Regions from separate parts of the Homo sapiens genome. Here region 1 is linked to region 2. The links are chromatin loops, found by intact Hi-C in ENCODE. Cell type or tissue: dorsolateral prefrontal cortex. All regions are shown on one strand. Links, peaks and the distances in the headings refer to the core of each region. The heading gives the core; the rest is flanking DNA. Region 1 has its middle 420 kb from the start of LINC01896. Region 2 has its middle 470 kb from the start of LINC01896.

Region 1 (2,906 bases), core at 218-2,717, 56 kb after region 2:
TGTGAGGGAGCCTAGCCTAACAGGGACCACCTGTTCACGGCCACTGAACTCCTGACTTGATGAACGCTGAGGAGGAGCCATCCATGATCAAGTTGAGGAATTTTGGAGCTAGAAGGAATTTTAGAACCTTCTCAGACAGTGATCATGAACCATTCTCAGATCAATGATCATGAAGATCAGAAAGATTCTTTGGATGCTGCAGATCCAGGCAGCTTCTAAATCACAGAGGTCTGCAGCCACCTGTAGGTCACCTTGCTGCACTCACGTGGGCCTGTTTCTCACAGTAATAGTTTAACTGTGTGTGGGCACCTAGTGCTTGTCTTCACTGGCAGGCTCAGCTGGACTCCTCTCCTGTAAACATGCTTCAGTGACACCACACAGATGCAAGGCTCATATGTTTCATCACAACATGTGAATCACGTGGTCCTCTCAAATCCATTATGGGAGCGATCCCACCAGCCTGGACTTTAGCATGTCCTTATCACAGTTGTGAACATGCAGACTGTATGGAGCCAAATGCTTCTGCCTGTTTTCAGATTGGCTGCAACCTTTGGATGGGGCTGCTCTGTAAAGCCCAGCTCCCGGGGGTGTGAACCTGACCACACCCTGGCCATGCAGCTCCCCCTGGCCATGCAGCTCCCCCTGGCCATGCAGCTCCCCCTGGCCATGCAGCTGTGCTTTGACTTTTCCCAGCAAACATGATGCATCATTTTTTTTTCCTAATGAAACAACACCTGGACCCTTCCACAAGCAGCCACCCGCTTTCCCGCAGGAGCCGTGCTGGATGTATGTTGTGTCCTGCTGCTGAGGATGCATTTAAACTCTCACCACTTGGCTTGTTTCAGTCTCTGCTGTGGTTCAGTTTGTCAGAAACAAAAGTAGAAATAGACGTGCAAAAGGAAGACTGTTTTGAACGACATCTTGAGAATGGTTTGCGGTATCCGTGACTCGGGCATTATTTGTGGTTACAGTGAGAGCTGAGAAGCTCTGAGATTCCTCCATCCCTCTGCCCTTCCCACTGAAGGCACAGAAATGGAGAGTGTGCTGCCTGCGTCCCTGTGCCGTATGTGCGTGCTTGATGAAGCTGTGAAGGTTTTGGCTGCCCTTTCGTGGCTTCTGTTGTTTTCTTGGGGGCTCAGTGGGATGGAGAGTCTGTTCTGCAGCAGGACATGCCAACAAATTGCATCACTTCTGCCTCGGTGACTGCGGACAATGACATGCCATATGCCAGCGGCAGGAAATGAATGGGCTCATTTACACTGGCACCGGCGCTGCGGCCTGTCAGTCTTCAGAGGCCGGCCACTGCAAATTGGAAGGTGGCGGAGACGCAGAAACCTCCCAAGCTTCCAGGCCACATTAGTCTGGAAGCTCGGAGCAGGGGCAGAGGGAACCCAGGCGAAGGAGGTCCCCTTGCTTGCTATGAATGTTAGCCTTGCAGCTCCAGAAAACTGACCGAGTGAAACCACCACTCTCTGCCCACCCCCTGCACCAAAGGAAAAGAGAAATGGAAAACTGTTGAGTGCATTCAGCTGCAAGGAGAAAACAAAAACACAGTAGGTGCCGCACCCCGGCATGCAGAGCGGCTTTCCTACACACACAGAGGCTGCCACAGCGGCCTGCCCCGACGGCGACCCCACCGCCTCGCCTGGGCACCCGGCAACGCCGCAGTTCACATTCGACCTCCGGCCTCTCCGGCCGCGCGGCGTCTGTCTCCGTGCATGGCAGCCGGGGGTGGTCGGCAATGATTGAAGAGGCCGCGTCCTGGCGACCAGCGCTGCTAATGAACGGGAGGGAGCGGGTCAGGGATCGCCCGCATGGCAGCCCGGCAAGGGCGGAGCCGCCGTCCATTGTCCCTCGCATTTGTTCTCAGGGCAGCGAGGGGGGTCGGTAGCAATCACGCGCTCTCTTCTTCATAATCACTATAATTAGCGTCATAATCTGAGCTGGGTGAGCTTGGGGCAGCTTCCTGGCAGAGTAACTCACTTTTTAAATAATAATAATAATAATAATAATAATAATTGGCATTGCAGGGCCTTTTCATCCAAGTTTAGACGGCCTTATGGAGATCAACCGAGTCTGGATTGCACCCTGCCAGAGAGGAACCTGAGACACTTTGCAAGGAGCTGGGTGCGAAGCAACCTGGCCCGGGTCACAGGGAGGTGCCGGTACGGAGGCCGGCGTCCAGTGAGATTGGATTCACAGGTTCTGGGCCCATGGCAGCCTATACGGAATGCCTGAGACCTTCGATACAATGGACTGATGTTAACTGAAGGCATAAACAAGAGGTCTCTCGTGCTCCTGGACATGAGCAGGTGGAGGATCCTTAGGACACAGCCCGTGCTGCTTCCCCCGGGCCCCGTCGTCCCTGCCATCCACTCACCTTTCCCTCCTGGTTCAAGGACTCCTGTTAGGAAAGAAATAGAGAATGGAACGATACCCACTGACCTGGGCCCAGGCACTTCTCATTTCCAGTTGGTTTGATAAGACATAAATATAGATTTCCCGGGTTTTGCCCTCATAAGGAGTGCATTTAAAATAAAATTATACCAAGTCATTCTGATTCTAAGCAAGCATCTAGACATTCATAGGTGGGAGAGAATGTGTTCCAGGCCTCCAAAGAAAGATCGCACTCAAAACCCCCAAACCCCCACACCCCACACCCCCACACCCCTCAAACCCCCACACCCCACACCCCCACACCCCACACCCCCACATCCCACACCCCACACCCCTCAAACCCCCACACCCCTCAAACCCCCACACCCCACACCCCCACATCCCACACCCCACACCCCTCAAACCCCCACACCCCACACCCCCACACCCCTCAAACCCCCACATCCCACACCCCACACCCCCACATCCCACACCCCCACACTCCTCAAACCCCCACACCCCACACCCCT
Region 2 (2,906 bases), core at 85-2,584:
CGGTGTCGACCAGGAGGAGGATGGACCTGAGGATGCCAGCCCGACAGAGCACGGTGTCGACCAGGAGGAGGATGGACCTGAGGATGCCAGCCCGACAGAGCACGGTGTCGACCAGGAGGATGGACCTGAGGATGCCAGCCCGACAGAGCACGGTGTCGACCAGCAGGAGGATGGACCTGAGGATGCCAGCCCGACAGAGCACGGTGTCGACCAGCAGGAGGATGGACCTGAGGATGCCAGCCCGACAGAGCACGGTGTCGACCAGGAGGAGGATGGACCTGAGGATGCCAGCCCGACAGAGCACGGTGTCGACCAGGAGGATGGACCTGAGGATGCCAGGCCGACAGAGCACGGTGTCGACCAGGAGGATGGACCTGAGGATGCCAGGCCAACAGAGCACGGTGTCGACCAGGAGGATGGACCTGAGGATGCCAGCCGCACAGAGCACGGTGTTGGCCACAGAGCAGGACGGGCCTGCGCTGCTTTCCTGTCATCACGCAGGGATAATCTTTACCTCTCATTTAAAAAGGCCAATAGTGCCCATGTCACAGGGATTATCAGCAGCCGCTCTGACAGGTGGATAACGTGTGCTCGGGCAGAAGAGATTGAAACCCAGCAGGGCGGGGAGGCAGGGAGGCTGGAAGCCAGTGAAGTTCACTCCAGCACGGCGTCCGGCAGCTGAAGAGGCCCTGCGTCCACACAGGCACTGCGGAAACTCACCTTGTCCTGAGATGAGGGAAGGCCAGGGAGAGGTGCGTACCAAGCTTGTCACAGGGCACTGAGGACAGAGCTGCCACTAGCTCCTGGCAGGAGGCTTTGATGTGGAAACCGGCAGCCATGCAGTGGGCGCAGAGGAGGTGGCCTTTCTGCCCTTCCTCCCTCCTGGCCCCCAAGGGTCACCTGGGGAAAGCCCTCTACAGTGTGAACACGGCTGTGAATGGCTAATTTGCTGCAGTGGCGGGGGTGGTCTCTGTCCTGTTCCCCCCACCCCCTCATTCTCCCCACCCGGAGCAGCCCTCCCTCCCTGCCACCCCCGACCTGAATCAGGGCCACCGCCAGAGCCTTTGCCACTCCACATAAATGTGCCATCAGCAGGCCAGGGTGGTTTCATTTTGTTTTTAGTGCTGAGGATTTGTGTGTGTGTTCTTTTTCCTTTTAGTTTCTTTATTTTCCCAAATGAAATGTGATCCAAATCAAAACAAATTCCCAGCATCTGCTGGAGAGACTTTCCTCCTCTCTGTTTCCCCAAGTGCTGAATGGAGAACACTGCTCCATCTCGCTGTTATTAAGACGCACGGAGGCCTCACCGCCAACAGTCCATGCGTGTTTCTTGGCAGCCCTGGCCGGGTAGTGGTGACGGTGCTCTGAATAGGGGGCACCCACTGCCCCTCGCTGCTGCCCCCATGACCCGCTGTGCAGTGGCTTTTCCGGGGAAGGGCACCCCATTGGCAGAGAAGAGTGTGCGGGTGGCAGGGAGGGAGGCGAGCCAGGGCCCGGGCCCGAGCTCCGTGTGCCGCGGCCCTGTCAAAGCGGCCTCCTCGCGCCTCAGCCCTCTAGCGCCAGCGTTTTGTCACATCTCCGGTTTCCTTTCTTTGCTTCAGCTTCCATGCGACCCCCTAGCTGCGGACACTCCACACGCTGAGAGTCAGCTGAGCTTGAACAAAGAGACCTTTCTCCTCTGCAGAAATCGCTCGAGCCGCCAGCGCCAGAATTCACAGCAGCTTTCTCTTGAAATGCTTGGCATTTCCCCACAATTTCTTAGGTATACTTGGTGGGCGAAGTGCGTCATCTCTGTTTGAATTTATCGCACAGAATAAGCCATTTTCTCCATTTAATGTTATCCCCTCGGTAACCAGGAGGTCGGAGGCCACAACGCAAAAACAGCAAATTTGTCAACGGAATGTGCAAAGCCGGGCATAAATTTATCTTGTCCTAATCCCCGGCCCCCTTTCATGCGGTGATTTTTCATATGCATATGAGAATTTTCCGAGTTTGCTTTCTCACACATTTCGCCGTCCGCAGACGGGCGGTGGCTCTGTGGGCCCCTAGGAAGCAACGTGGCTTTCCCCTTCCTCTGTAAAGCCCAAGGCGGCCACCTCCGCTTTTCTGATCATCTGTCATTGAAAACCCCCCAAGCATCGCTTCCTATGATTATTTTCACACACAGGGAGCATAATTGCATGTTCTGAAAAAAAATTCTCACTAAAGAAGCCCGTGATTCTCAGACATCCTAAGGCATCGCAAAGCCAACCCTGTGCCATGCTGTAGCCACGTACAAACTTTACAATCCCGTGTCACTCACATTTAAAAATAACCAGCAACTTCATAGCAGAAAGAAAGGGTCATGGTCACCACAGTGAGACTGAGACACACATCTCCTCTAACTTTACACCACTCGGGATAACTATGTGCATCCTCACCAGAGAATATCTACCTCGTGCTGTTTCCTTCAGCCTCCATTATACGGTGGAAGAGTCGCATGACAAGCTAGAGGATCAGTCCTAAAGGAGTCCGTGTCAGTGTGTGACTATTTTCACAAAACAAGTAGTTTTGTCTTGAAGTCCACTCTCTTGACACCACCAATATTGTGTGCTTTGGATGGCAACAGTGTACCCGGCCGGCCAAGGAGAGCCTGGGCGCTGGTGGCGTTGGCTGCAGACCAGTCTCCGGCCCAGGACCTGCCGTAAGACCTGGGGGCCAGTGGTCTGCGCCCTGCAGGCCTGAGAGGAGGGAAGCTGTCTGATTGCCAGGTATTTACACAGCAACACTGAAGGAAATGTACCACGGCCCCTGGCTTTCTCAGACGTCAACTCCTCAGGCTTAATGATAAAATTCATCCCCGAAGCATATTTTCTTTGGTTCAAGACTATCTCCCCACACTGGGAATTTCCCCTGCAGTTTGCTCC

The links. A loop is a pair of places that touch in the nucleus more often than their neighbours do. Peaks named below come from ENCODE experiments on the same cell type or tissue, not always from the same donor. Only the 100,000 strongest peaks of a DNase experiment are listed, where the experiment ranks them.
Region 1: it touches region 2 in a loop (2.7-fold over the local background); 2 of 110 quality-filtered maps call a loop at or near these places.

The regions. Positions count from the first base shown.
Region 1 is chr18:78,561,115-78,564,020 of GRCh38, forward strand. No RefSeq gene overlaps it. Among named protein-coding and RNA genes, the nearest start is that of LINC01896, 420 kb to the right of the region's middle. RefSeq lists enhancers at 1,172-1,713, 1,714-2,254. In dorsolateral prefrontal cortex, for the core only: no CTCF peak of the experiment used is centred there; a DNase peak (open chromatin) is centred at 1,257; H3K4me3 peaks cover 1,272 bases; H3K27me3 peaks cover 1,452 bases.
Region 2 is chr18:78,504,749-78,507,654 of GRCh38, forward strand. No RefSeq gene overlaps it. Among named protein-coding and RNA genes, the nearest start is that of LINC01896, 470 kb to the right of the region's middle. In dorsolateral prefrontal cortex, for the core only: a CTCF peak has its summit at 1,603; a DNase peak (open chromatin) is centred at 1,593; H3K4me3 peaks cover 1,450 bases; H3K27me3 peaks cover 88 bases.